2 separate regions of the Homo sapiens genome follow, and region 2 is linked to region 1. Evidence: chromatin contacts called from ENCODE Hi-C data. All regions are on one chromosome and are shown on one strand. The core of a region is the stretch at or near the end of the contact, and the rest is flanking DNA. Distances in the headings are between cores, read along the strand shown. Region 1 holds the start of CEACAM21 (CEA cell adhesion molecule 21). Region 2 holds the start of CEACAM5 (CEA cell adhesion molecule 5).

Evidence for each region. A loop is a pair of places that touch in the nucleus more often than their neighbours do. Pooled maps may share reads with other maps.
Region 2: a pooled map shows a loop between it and region 1 (11-fold over the local background). The contact joins the promoter of CEACAM5 here to the promoter of CEACAM21 in region 1. A Hi-C loop is called at or near these places in 7 of 50 pooled maps.

Annotation. Positions count from the first base shown.
Region 1 is chr19:41,571,665-41,577,415 of GRCh38, forward strand. It overlaps CEACAM21 (CEA cell adhesion molecule 21), which reads left to right and starts at 4,502. Exons shown (of 7, transcript NM_001098506.4): 1 at 4,502-4,674; 2 at 5,536-5,751. The coding sequence starts at 4,611.
Region 2 is chr19:41,704,346-41,709,875 of GRCh38, forward strand. CEACAM5 (CEA cell adhesion molecule 5) reads left to right here and starts at 4,281. Exons shown (of 10, transcript NM_004363.6): 1 at 4,281-4,450; 2 at 5,335-5,530. The coding sequence starts at 4,387. RefSeq lists silencers at 2,402-2,521, 2,542-2,591, 2,622-2,671.

The DNA of each region.
Region 1 (5,751 bases), core at 3,252-5,751:
TAAATAAGAATCTACTCTCCCCCAAAATGAATGCAATCAGTGTCTGGACAGTGTTGGGGTCTTACTCCTGGCCCCTGGGAGCTGGGAGCTGACAGTGCCCTGCTGCCCCAGCCCTGGGCCTTCTCTGAACCTCAAGAACACTGGATGGCCCCCATTTAGGGAGTAGAGAGGAGAGGTCTTTTAAACATCCTCACCAGTCACCTCTCCACCTTTCAGACCCTGGGCAGAATCTGTTGCCCACTCTTGGATTTGATCTTTAAGTTACTGACTTTAAAGCATTTTGACACTTTTTTTTTTTTTTGGTAGTCAGAAGCTTTCCACCTCCTTGGGAAAAGTGATTCTCTACTCTATGTACAGGAATAACCAGTAGAAATAGAGAAAAAATGCATTAATATTCAGAAAGAAGATGATCTCTATGTGAACAAATGAAAGCTTAAAATCATCAGAGTCAACATAAAATCAACATTGCCAGTGCTAAAACTACAAAAGTGACATTAACGGTGAACTAGAAGAATAAAACAAGCATTACAGTTGCTGGTAAACCTAAATCACTTATTTTTTTAAAAGACCATTCTGGTATATTGCAATGATGACAGGAGTGCCCTTCAGTCAATATGATGCCTGTAATTTTTGTGACCTGGCAAGATATACTGTCCCTTCTCCTTTTAAATCTCAAATGCAAAATGAGAGGCAACTCCTGGGTCACCCCCTCCCAGAGCAAACTGCCTGCAAGCAGCCCCTGGAAGAGCAGAGGCCCTAGTTTCCCTGATCCTCAAGGCAGGAGCGATGGGAAGCTCCCTGTAAGCCGGGGGAGAGCTTTGTTCCCAGAATGTTCCTCCTCTTCCCAGAGGCACCAACCCCGATGCCCTGACACTTACCTTCTGCTCTCTCGCCCAATGTTCACTCAAATATTGAGTGCTTGGTGAGTCTGCAGAGCTCAGGAACTTCTGGGAGCCAAATCACCACCAGCTCCTCCAGAAAAGATACCTGTGCACACCCAAAACCACCCCACTGAGCCCTGCCTGGGGTCTGTACCACATCCAGCATGTGCACTGTGAGCATAGAATCCGGCCCTGAATTCATGACCACCCACCAACATGCCCCCAACTGAAACCAGCAAATTCCCACACATGGCAAGCACTGAGGCTTGGAGGTGCTTTCTCACGAGGTGGTTCTGCTTCCACCATGGGGTGGTTGTCACTGACACTGGAAGTTGCTCAGCACCTGATAGTGGTGCAGGACTCAGGGACCCTCAACATCAATCTGGTGAAGGCAGATGGGGCCCCTCCAGATCTTCTCCCACCTGCAGGTGCCCAGCTCAGTAAGACCCCAACCCTGGGAGGAGGATCCAGACCCCTGTGCCAGGTAGACCAAGCTTGAGGCCTCAGGCAATGAGAGAGAAGGAGATGGAGGTCTGACCAGGAGCTGCTCTTCCTTGAGAGCCCGGGTCCCTTCCTTGTGCAAAGGCTTGGCTTATGAACAGAATCCTCAATCTGTAGTGACAGTGCCTAAGAGGATGACATGGACTCCGGCCTGATGTGCAGCCGTCCCTGTCTAACCCCTCCCTGCTGCAGGACAGCACCAGCCCAGGAGAGGAATCCTCAGTTGGGGAGCCAGTAAGAACATGGAATACTCGGGGCCTCTTACCTTCCTCCAGTCCACAGCAGCAGCCACCGTTTGTGCCTAGGACACCCACCTGCTGGCCCTTCTGACCCTTACAGTCAGGCCTTCCAGATGCCACTCCTGACTCAAGGCCCAGCTACTTTCACCCTGCTGAGCCCTGCTCCTCCCAACCAGGGTCACTGCCTTGCTAAGCACCTCCTCCAGCTCCAGCTGACTGGTCACCCAACACCCAAACCCCAGAGGACAAACAAGAAAATAAACAGATATGAAGTCTGAAGGAGATGCAGGCTATGAAGACAAATAAAAGAGTAAGCATGAATATAACTCCACCAACAAAATTGTTTCCCAAAACAAAATCTTCTGTGCCCATGATCATGGAACTAATTGTCCCTCACTATGTAGGCAAGCACTTCCAGGGTCTCTCAATTATTTCATGGGTGTCAATATACACTGTAACATAGCAACTCAGAAAAGAAAGTGGGAATAATTTATCTACTTAGATTAAGGTCCTAAAAAGGTCTCCAGACTGCCAAAAAAGGAGAGCTGAACCACTCCTGCTTTGAGAACCATTGAACTACATCTTTTTTAAAAGTCACCCCAGAATGGCCAAAACAATCTGGAAAAAAAAATTGGAGGACTCACTTCCTAATTTGAAAACTTACTAAAACACTACAATCATTAAAACAGTGTGCTTCTGGCACAAGAATGCACATAGAGATCAATGGAATAGAATCAAGAGTCCAGAAATAAACCCTCACCATTACAGCCCATTGGTTTTTGACATGGGTGCCAAGATTCCTCAATGGGGAAAGAATGGTAGCCTCTTCATATTGTGCTGGAACAACTGGATAACCACATGCGAGATAGTGTAGTTAGACCCCTACCTCACAGCCCATACAAAAGTTAACTCAAAATGTTTCAAAAACCTAAATGGAATAGCAAAACTTATCAAACCATTAGAAGAACATATAGGAGTAAAACTTAATGATCTTGGATTGGGCAATGGTTTCTTCAATATGACATCAAGAGCATAAGTAACAAAATTAAAAATAGATAAGTGAACTTCATCAAAGTTAAAAATGTTTGTGCTTCAAAGAACACCATGAAGAAAGTGAGAAGACACAGAATATGAGAAAAATTTTGCAAATCATGTACCCCATAAGGGACTTGTATCTAAAATATATAAAGAACTATTACAACTGAATAATAAAAAGATAACCCATTTTTTTTAAACAGCAAATGATTTGAATAAATAGTTCTCTAAAAAATATTAAAATTGTCAGCAAATACATGAAAAAATGCTCAACTTCATCAGCCACCAGGGAAATGAAAATCAAAACTGCAATGAGCTATCACTTCACACCTACTAGAATGGCTATAAGTTTTAAAAAATATTAAATAGTAAGTGTTTACAAGAATGTAGAGAAAATGGAACCCTCGTATATTGCTGATGGGAATATAAAATAGCACAGCAAACTGGAAAACAGTTTGGCTGTTTCTCAAAAACTTAAACATAGAACTACCACATGACCCCATATTTATACTCCTATATGTACCCCCAAAGAAATGAACACAGAAACCCAAACAGATACTTCCAAGTGTAAGTTCATTGCAGCGGTTTTCACAATAGCAAAAATGTGGAAACCACCCACATGTCCATTAAGAGATGAATGAATTAAAATTGAGGTATAAACATATATTGGGATATTACTCAGCCATAAATAGGAAAGAAGCTGTAATATATGCTACGACGTGGATGAATCTTAAAAGTGTTACCCTAAGAGAAATAATCCAGAAAAAAATAATACACGTATATAATTCCTTATTATATGAGACATGTAAACTAGGCAAATTCACAGAGATTGATAGTATCAGAGGCTACCAGTGGGTGGGGCAGGGGGAAGTGGGGAGTTATTGATTAAAAGTATGAAGTTTCCATTTGGTATAATGAAGATTTTCTGGTAAAAAATTATGGTGATGGTTGTACAACATTGTGAATAGAATTAGTATCATTTAATTCTACACTTAAAATTGCTAATTCAGTACATTTATCTTATGTATTATACCATATCTAAAGAGATCTTTGGGAAACAAACACTCGCCCTGATCAGATAGTCCTCATACTCATGTACACACCCTTCCTGACCTTCTGTAAAAAGGGATACAAAGATTTAGGGACATGAGACAGTTCAGGCAACTGCAGATCCACAAAATATATGTATTTGCAAAGAGAATGAGAGTTAAGCTGGGGGCACAGACCCCAGACACGGAGAGGGTCCCCCTGAAACCTTCACCAAGGACAGCAGAACCCAGAGCCTCCCACCTCCTTCCATCAAAGTCCTCTCTTCCCAGGACACACAGGACACCTCCCTCCACACCTAGGAGCTGGGGATCCTCCCGAGACCTCCAGGCCTGGGTCTCTGTCCCTGGGTCAGAGGCCAGGCTGGTGACACTGAAGATAGCGGGTGGGTCCTTCCCAGCCATCACCCAGTGAGCCCCTTTCTAGCCCCCAGAGCCACCTCTGTCACTTTCCTGCTGGGCATCATTCTGCCTTCCTGGAGCACTGGAGAGCATGAGGAGACCCAGGGCCCAGCTGGTTTTGTGTGTCACAAAGGGAAATAATCTACCGGCTGTGACAGAACCAAGGCCAGAACACAGCAGAGGTCAGTACTGGGGAGAGTGGGTCGTCCTGTTATGAGGACCCCATCAGCGTTGCTTCTCAAAGTTTTGCCTAGGGAACCAAATATAGGCAAAAAGGAAGGAGAAAGGAGGGACAAGGGAGGCAGGACTGAGAGGGGAGGGGACAGAGAGACATTGTAGGCAGAGCCCCGCCCTTGCCCATAAACGGGAAGTGCTCCTGCCTGAGAGGAAGCTCAGCATAGAGGAAGGAAGGACAGCAGAGACAACAGTCACAGTAACCCTGTCTAGAGCGTTCCTGGAGCCCAAGCTCCTCTCCACAGAGGAGGACAGAGCAGGCAGCAGAGACCATGGGGCCCCCCTCAGCTTGTCCCCACAGAGAATGCATCCCCTGGCAGGGGCTCTTGCTCACAGGTGAGGGGAGGACTCCCTGGGAGTGGGTGGGAGGAGGGAGCACAGAGACTGGCTGGGGTCTCCTGGGGAGGATGGGGCTCTGAGAGGAGACAGAGGGCTTTTGTTAGAGACTCAGGGGAGAGAGCGTCTAAGGAGAACCAAAAAATCTAAGTGAACTGGAATTGCCAAGGGGCAAAACAATCTCAGTTGGTCCATGTTTTCAAGTTCATTGTCAGTGGCCACTACACTTTGAAAATGATAGTAAAACTATATCACAGTGACAATTTAAATAAAAACACCACCAGGGCATGAAACTCTGTCTTCATCTGCCAACCTCAGACATTAGCAAATAAACCCCAGGATATGGAAGGCCCTGGGAACGCTCATGAACTCATCCACAGGAGTCTGCAGCCTGTCCCAGGCACTGGGGTGCAACTAACATCACTCAAGTCCATGCCCTCACAGAGCTCACAATCTCATGGGGGGGAAGACAGACACCCAAAGAGATCTAGAATGTGAGGTCAGGTGCTGACAAGAGCCCTGGAGGGAACAGAGCTGGGAAAGGTCAGAAAGGGAAGACCCAGGGTCTCTAGAGGAGGCTTCACGAAAGAAGTCTCCCAGGGATTCCCTTGTGTGAGTAGGAACTGAAGGCAGTGGGGAGGGAACCATGCAGACCCCTGGGAAAGAGGGTTCACACAAGGAAATGCCAAGGTCAGAGGTACTGAAGGAATGAGGGTCATGCTGCTGACTTTGACCCAGTAGGACACACACACACACACACACCCTCTAAGGCTGAGGGGTGAAGAGACCTGCACCCAGGACCCCGTCTTTCCATGCCAATGCATAGGTCAAATATTGACTGATATTCTCTCCCTTTCCTAGCCTCACTTTTAACTTTCTGGAACGCACCCACCACTGCCTGGCTCTTTATTGCATCAGCGCCCTTTGAAGTTGCTGAAGGGGAGAATGTTCATCTCTCTGTGGTTTATCTGCCCGAGAATCTTTACAGCTATGGCTGGTACAAAGGGAAAACGGTGGAGCCCAACCAGCTAATCGCAGCATATGTAATAGACACTCACGTTAGGACTCCAGGGCCTG
Region 2 (5,530 bases), core at 3,031-5,530, 130 kb after region 1:
CACCAGGAGTGGGAACACCAGTGTCTAAGCCCCTGATGAGAACAGGGTGGTCTCTCCCATATGCCCATACCAGGCCTGTGAACAGAATCCTCCTTCTGCAGTGACAATGTCTGAGAGGACGACATGTTTCCCAGCCTAACGTGCAGCCATGCCCATCTACCCACTGCCTACTGCAGGACAGCACCAACCCAGGAGCTGGGAAGCTGGGAGAAGACATGGAATACCCATGGCTTCTCACCTTCCTCCAGTCCAGTGGGCACCATTTATGCCTAGGACACCCACCTGCCGGCCCCAGGCTCTTAAGAGTTAGGTCACCTAGGTGCCTCTGGGAGGCCGAGGCAGGAGAATTGCTTGAACCCGGGAGGCAGAGGTTGCAGTGAGCCGAGATCACACCACTGCACTCCAGCCTGGGTGACAGAATGAGACTCTGTCTCAAAAAAAAAGAGAAAGATAGCATCAGTGGCTACCAAGGGCTAGGGGCAGGGGAAGGTGGAGAGTTAATGATTAATAGTATGAAGTTTCTATGTGAGATGATGAAAATGTTCTGGAAAAAAAAATATAGTGGTGAGGATGTAGAATATTGTGAATATAATTAACGGCATTTAATTGTACACTTAACATGATTAATGTGGCATATTTTATCTTATGTATTTGACTACATCCAAGAAACACTGGGAGAGGGAAAGCCCACCATGTAAAATACACCCACCCTAATCAGATAGTCCTCATTGTACCCAGGTACAGGCCCCTCATGACCTGCACAGGAATAACTAAGGATTTAAGGACATGAGGCTTCCCAGCCAACTGCAGGTGCACAACATAAATGTATCTGCAAACAGACTGAGAGTAAAGCTGGGGGCACAAACCTCAGCACTGCCAGGACACACACCCTTCTCGTGGATTCTGACTTTATCTGACCCGGCCCACTGTCCAGATCTTGTTGTGGGATTGGGACAAGGGAGGTCATAAAGCCTGTCCCCAGGGCACTCTGTGTGAGCACACGAGACCTCCCCACCCCCCCACCGTTAGGTCTCCACACATAGATCTGACCATTAGGCATTGTGAGGAGGACTCTAGCGCGGGCTCAGGGATCACACCAGAGAATCAGGTACAGAGAGGAAGACGGGGCTCGAGGAGCTGATGGATGACACAGAGCAGGGTTCCTGCAGTCCACAGGTCCAGCTCACCCTGGTGTAGGTGCCCCATCCCCCTGATCCAGGCATCCCTGACACAGCTCCCTCCCGGAGCCTCCTCCCAGGTGACACATCAGGGTCCCTCACTCAAGCTGTCCAGAGAGGGCAGCACCTTGGACAGCGCCCACCCCACTTCACTCTTCCTCCCTCACAGGGCTCAGGGCTCAGGGCTCAAGTCTCAGAACAAATGGCAGAGGCCAGTGAGCCCAGAGATGGTGACAGGGCAATGATCCAGGGGCAGCTGCCTGAAACGGGAGCAGGTGAAGCCACAGATGGGAGAAGATGGTTCAGGAAGAAAAATCCAGGAATGGGCAGGAGAGGAGAGGAGGACACAGGCTCTGTGGGGCTGCAGCCCAGGATGGGACTAAGTGTGAAGACATCTCAGCAGGTGAGGCCAGGTCCCATGAACAGAGAAGCAGCTCCCACCTCCCCTGATGCACGGACACACAGAGTGTGTGGTGCTGTGCCCCCAGAGTCGGGCTCTCCTGTTCTGGTCCCCAGGGAGTGAGAAGTGAGGTTGACTTGTCCCTGCTCCTCTCTGCTACCCCAACATTCACCTTCTCCTCATGCCCCTCTCTCTCAAATATGATTTGGATCTATGTCCCCGCCCAAATCTCATGTCAAATTGTAAACCCCAATGTTGGAGGTGGGGCCTTGTGAGAAGTGATTGGATAATGCGGGTGGATTTTCTGCTTTGATGCTGTTTCTGTGATAGAGATCTCACATGATCTGGTTGTTTAAAAGTGTGTAGCACCTCTCCCCTCTCTCTCTCTCTCTCTTACTCATGCTCTGCCATGTAAGACGTTCCTGTTTCCCCTTCACCGTCCAGAATGATTGTAAGTTTTCTGAGGCCTCCCCAGGAGCAGAAGCCACTATGCTTCCTGTACAACTGCAGAATGATGAGCGAATTAAACCTCTTTTCTTTATAAATTACCCAGTCTCAGGTATTTCTTTATAGCAATGCGAGGACAGACTAATACAATCTTCTACTCCCAGATCCCCGCACACGCTTAGCCCCAGACATCACTGCCCCTGGGAGCATGCACAGCGCAGCCTCCTGCCGACAAAAGCAAAGTCACAAAAGGTGACAAAAATCTGCATTTGGGGACATCTGATTGTGAAAGAGGGAGGACAGTACACTTGTAGCCACAGAGACTGGGGCTCACCGAGCTGAAACCTGGTAGCACTTTGGCATAACATGTGCATGACCCGTGTTCAATGTCTAGAGATCAGTGTTGAGTAAAACAGCCTGGTCTGGGGCCGCTGCTGTCCCCACTTCCCTCCTGTCCACCAGAGGGCGGCAGAGTTCCTCCCACCCTGGAGCCTCCCCAGGGGCTGCTGACCTCCCTCAGCCGGGCCCACAGCCCAGCAGGGTCCACCCTCACCCGGGTCACCTCGGCCCACGTCCTCCTCGCCCTCCGAGCTCCTCACACGGACTCTGTCAGCTCCTCCCTGCAGCCTATCGGCCGCCCACCTGAGGCTTGTCGGCCGCCCACTTGAGGCCTGTCGGCTGCCCTCTGCAGGCAGCTCCTGTCCCCTACACCCCCTCCTTCCCCGGGCTCAGCTGAAAGGGCGTCTCCCAGGGCAGCTCCCTGTGATCTCCAGGACAGCTCAGTCTCTCACAGGCTCCGACGCCCCCTATGCTGTCACCTCACAGCCCTGTCATTACCATTAACTCCTCAGTCCCATGAAGTTCACTGAGCGCCTGTCTCCCGGTTACAGGAAAACTCTGTGACAGGGACCACGTCTGTCCTGCTCTCTGTGGAATCCCAGGGCCCAGCCCAGTGCCTGACACGGAACAGATGCTCCATAAATACTGGTTAAATGTGTGGGAGATCTCTAAAAAGAAGCATATCACCTCCGTGTGGCCCCCAGCAGTCAGAGTCTGTTCCATGTGGACACAGGGGCACTGGCACCAGCATGGGAGGAGGCCAGCAAGTGCCCGCGGCTGCCCCAGGAATGAGGCCTCAACCCCCAGAGCTTCAGAAGGGAGGACAGAGGCCTGCAGGGAATAGATCCTCCGGCCTGACCCTGCAGCCTAATCCAGAGTTCAGGGTCAGCTCACACCACGTCGACCCTGGTCAGCATCCCTAGGGCAGTTCCAGACAAGGCCGGAGGTCTCCTCTTGCCCTCCAGGGGGTGACATTGCACACAGACATCACTCAGGAAACGGATTCCCCTGGACAGGAACCTGGCTTTGCTAAGGAAGTGGAGGTGGAGCCTGGTTTCCATCCCTTGCTCCAACAGACCCTTCTGATCTCTCCCACATACCTGCTCTGTTCCTTTCTGGGTCCTATGAGGACCCTGTTCTGCCAGGGGTCCCTGTGCAACTCCAGACTCCCTCCTGGTACCACCATGGGGAAGGTGGGGTGATCACAGGACAGTCAGCCTCGCAGAGGACAGAGACCACCCAGGACTGTCAGGGAGAACATGGACAGGCCCTGAGCCGCAGCTCAGCCAACAGACACGGAGAGGGAGGGTCCCCCTGGAGCCTTCCCCAAGGACAGCAGAGCCCAGAGTCACCCACCTCCCTCCACCACAGTCCTCTCTTTCCAGGACACACAAGACACCTCCCCCTCCACATGCAGGATCTGGGGACTCCTGAGACCTCTGGGCCTGGGTCTCCATCCCTGGGTCAGTGGCGGGGTTGGTGGTACTGGAGACAGAGGGCTGGTCCCTCCCCAGCCACCACCCAGTGAGCCTTTTTCTAGCCCCCAGAGCCACCTCTGTCACCTTCCTGTTGGGCATCATCCCACCTTCCCAGAGCCCTGGAGAGCATGGGGAGACCCGGGACCCTGCTGGGTTTCTCTGTCACAAAGGAAAATAATCCCCCTGGTGTGACAGACCCAAGGACAGAACACAGCAGAGGTCAGCACTGGGGAAGACAGGTTGTCCTCCCAGGGGATGGGGGTCCATCCACCTTGCCGAAAAGATTTGTCTGAGGAACTGAAAATAGAAGGGAAAAAAGAGGAGGGACAAAAGAGGCAGAAATGAGAGGGGAGGGGACAGAGGACACCTGAATAAAGACCACACCCATGACCCACGTGATGCTGAGAAGTACTCCTGCCCTAGGAAGAGACTCAGGGCAGAGGGAGGAAGGACAGCAGACCAGACAGTCACAGCAGCCTTGACAAAACGTTCCTGGAACTCAAGCTCTTCTCCACAGAGGAGGACAGAGCAGACAGCAGAGACCATGGAGTCTCCCTCGGCCCCTCCCCACAGATGGTGCATCCCCTGGCAGAGGCTCCTGCTCACAGGTGAAGGGAGGACAACCTGGGAGAGGGTGGGAGGAGGGAGCTGGGGTCTCCTGGGTAGGACAGGGCTGTGAGACGGACAGAGGGCTCCTGTTGGAGCCTGAATAGGGAAGAGGACATCAGAGAGGGACAGGAGTCACACCAGAAAAATCAAATTGAACTGGAATTGGAAAGGGGCAGGAAAACCTCAAGAGTTCTATTTTCCTAGTTAATTGTCACTGGCCACTACGTTTTTAAAAATCATAATAACTGCATCAGATGACACTTTAAATAAAAACATAACCAGGGCATGAAACACTGTCCTCATCCGCCTACCGCGGACATTGGAAAATAAGCCCCAGGCTGTGGAGGGCCCTGGGAACCCTCATGAACTCATCCACAGGAATCTGCAGCCTGTCCCAGGCACTGGGGTGCAACCAAGATCACACAAATCCCTGCCCTCATGAAGCTCATGCTCTCATGGGGAGGAAGACAGACATACAAAGAGATCTAGAATGTGAGGTCAGGTGTTGACAAGAGCCCTGGAGGGAATAGAGCAGGGAAAGGTCAGAAAAGGAAGACCCAGGGTCTCTAGAGGAGGTGTCAGGGAAGGGATCTCCCAAGAATGCCCTGATGTGAGCAGGACCTGAAGGCAATGGGGAGGGAGCCGTGAAGACCCCTGGAAAAGCAGATTCCACACAGGGAAATGCCAAGGTCAGAGGTGCTAAGGAAATAGGAGACACACTGCTGACCTTGACCTAGTAGGACACACACACACACACACACACACACACACTCACTCACTCCAGGGCTGGGGGATGAAGAGACCTGCTCAGGACCCAGGACCCCATTTTTCCACCCTAATGCATAGGTCCCAATATTGACCGATGCTCTCTGCTCTCTCCTAGCCTCACTTCTAACCTTCTGGAACCCGCCCACCACTGCCAAGCTCACTATTGAATCCACGCCGTTCAATGTCGCAGAGGGGAAGGAGGTGCTTCTACTTGTCCACAATCTGCCCCAGCATCTTTTTGGCTACAGCTGGTACAAAGGTGAAAGAGTGGATGGCAACCGTCAAATTATAGGATATGTAATAGGAACTCA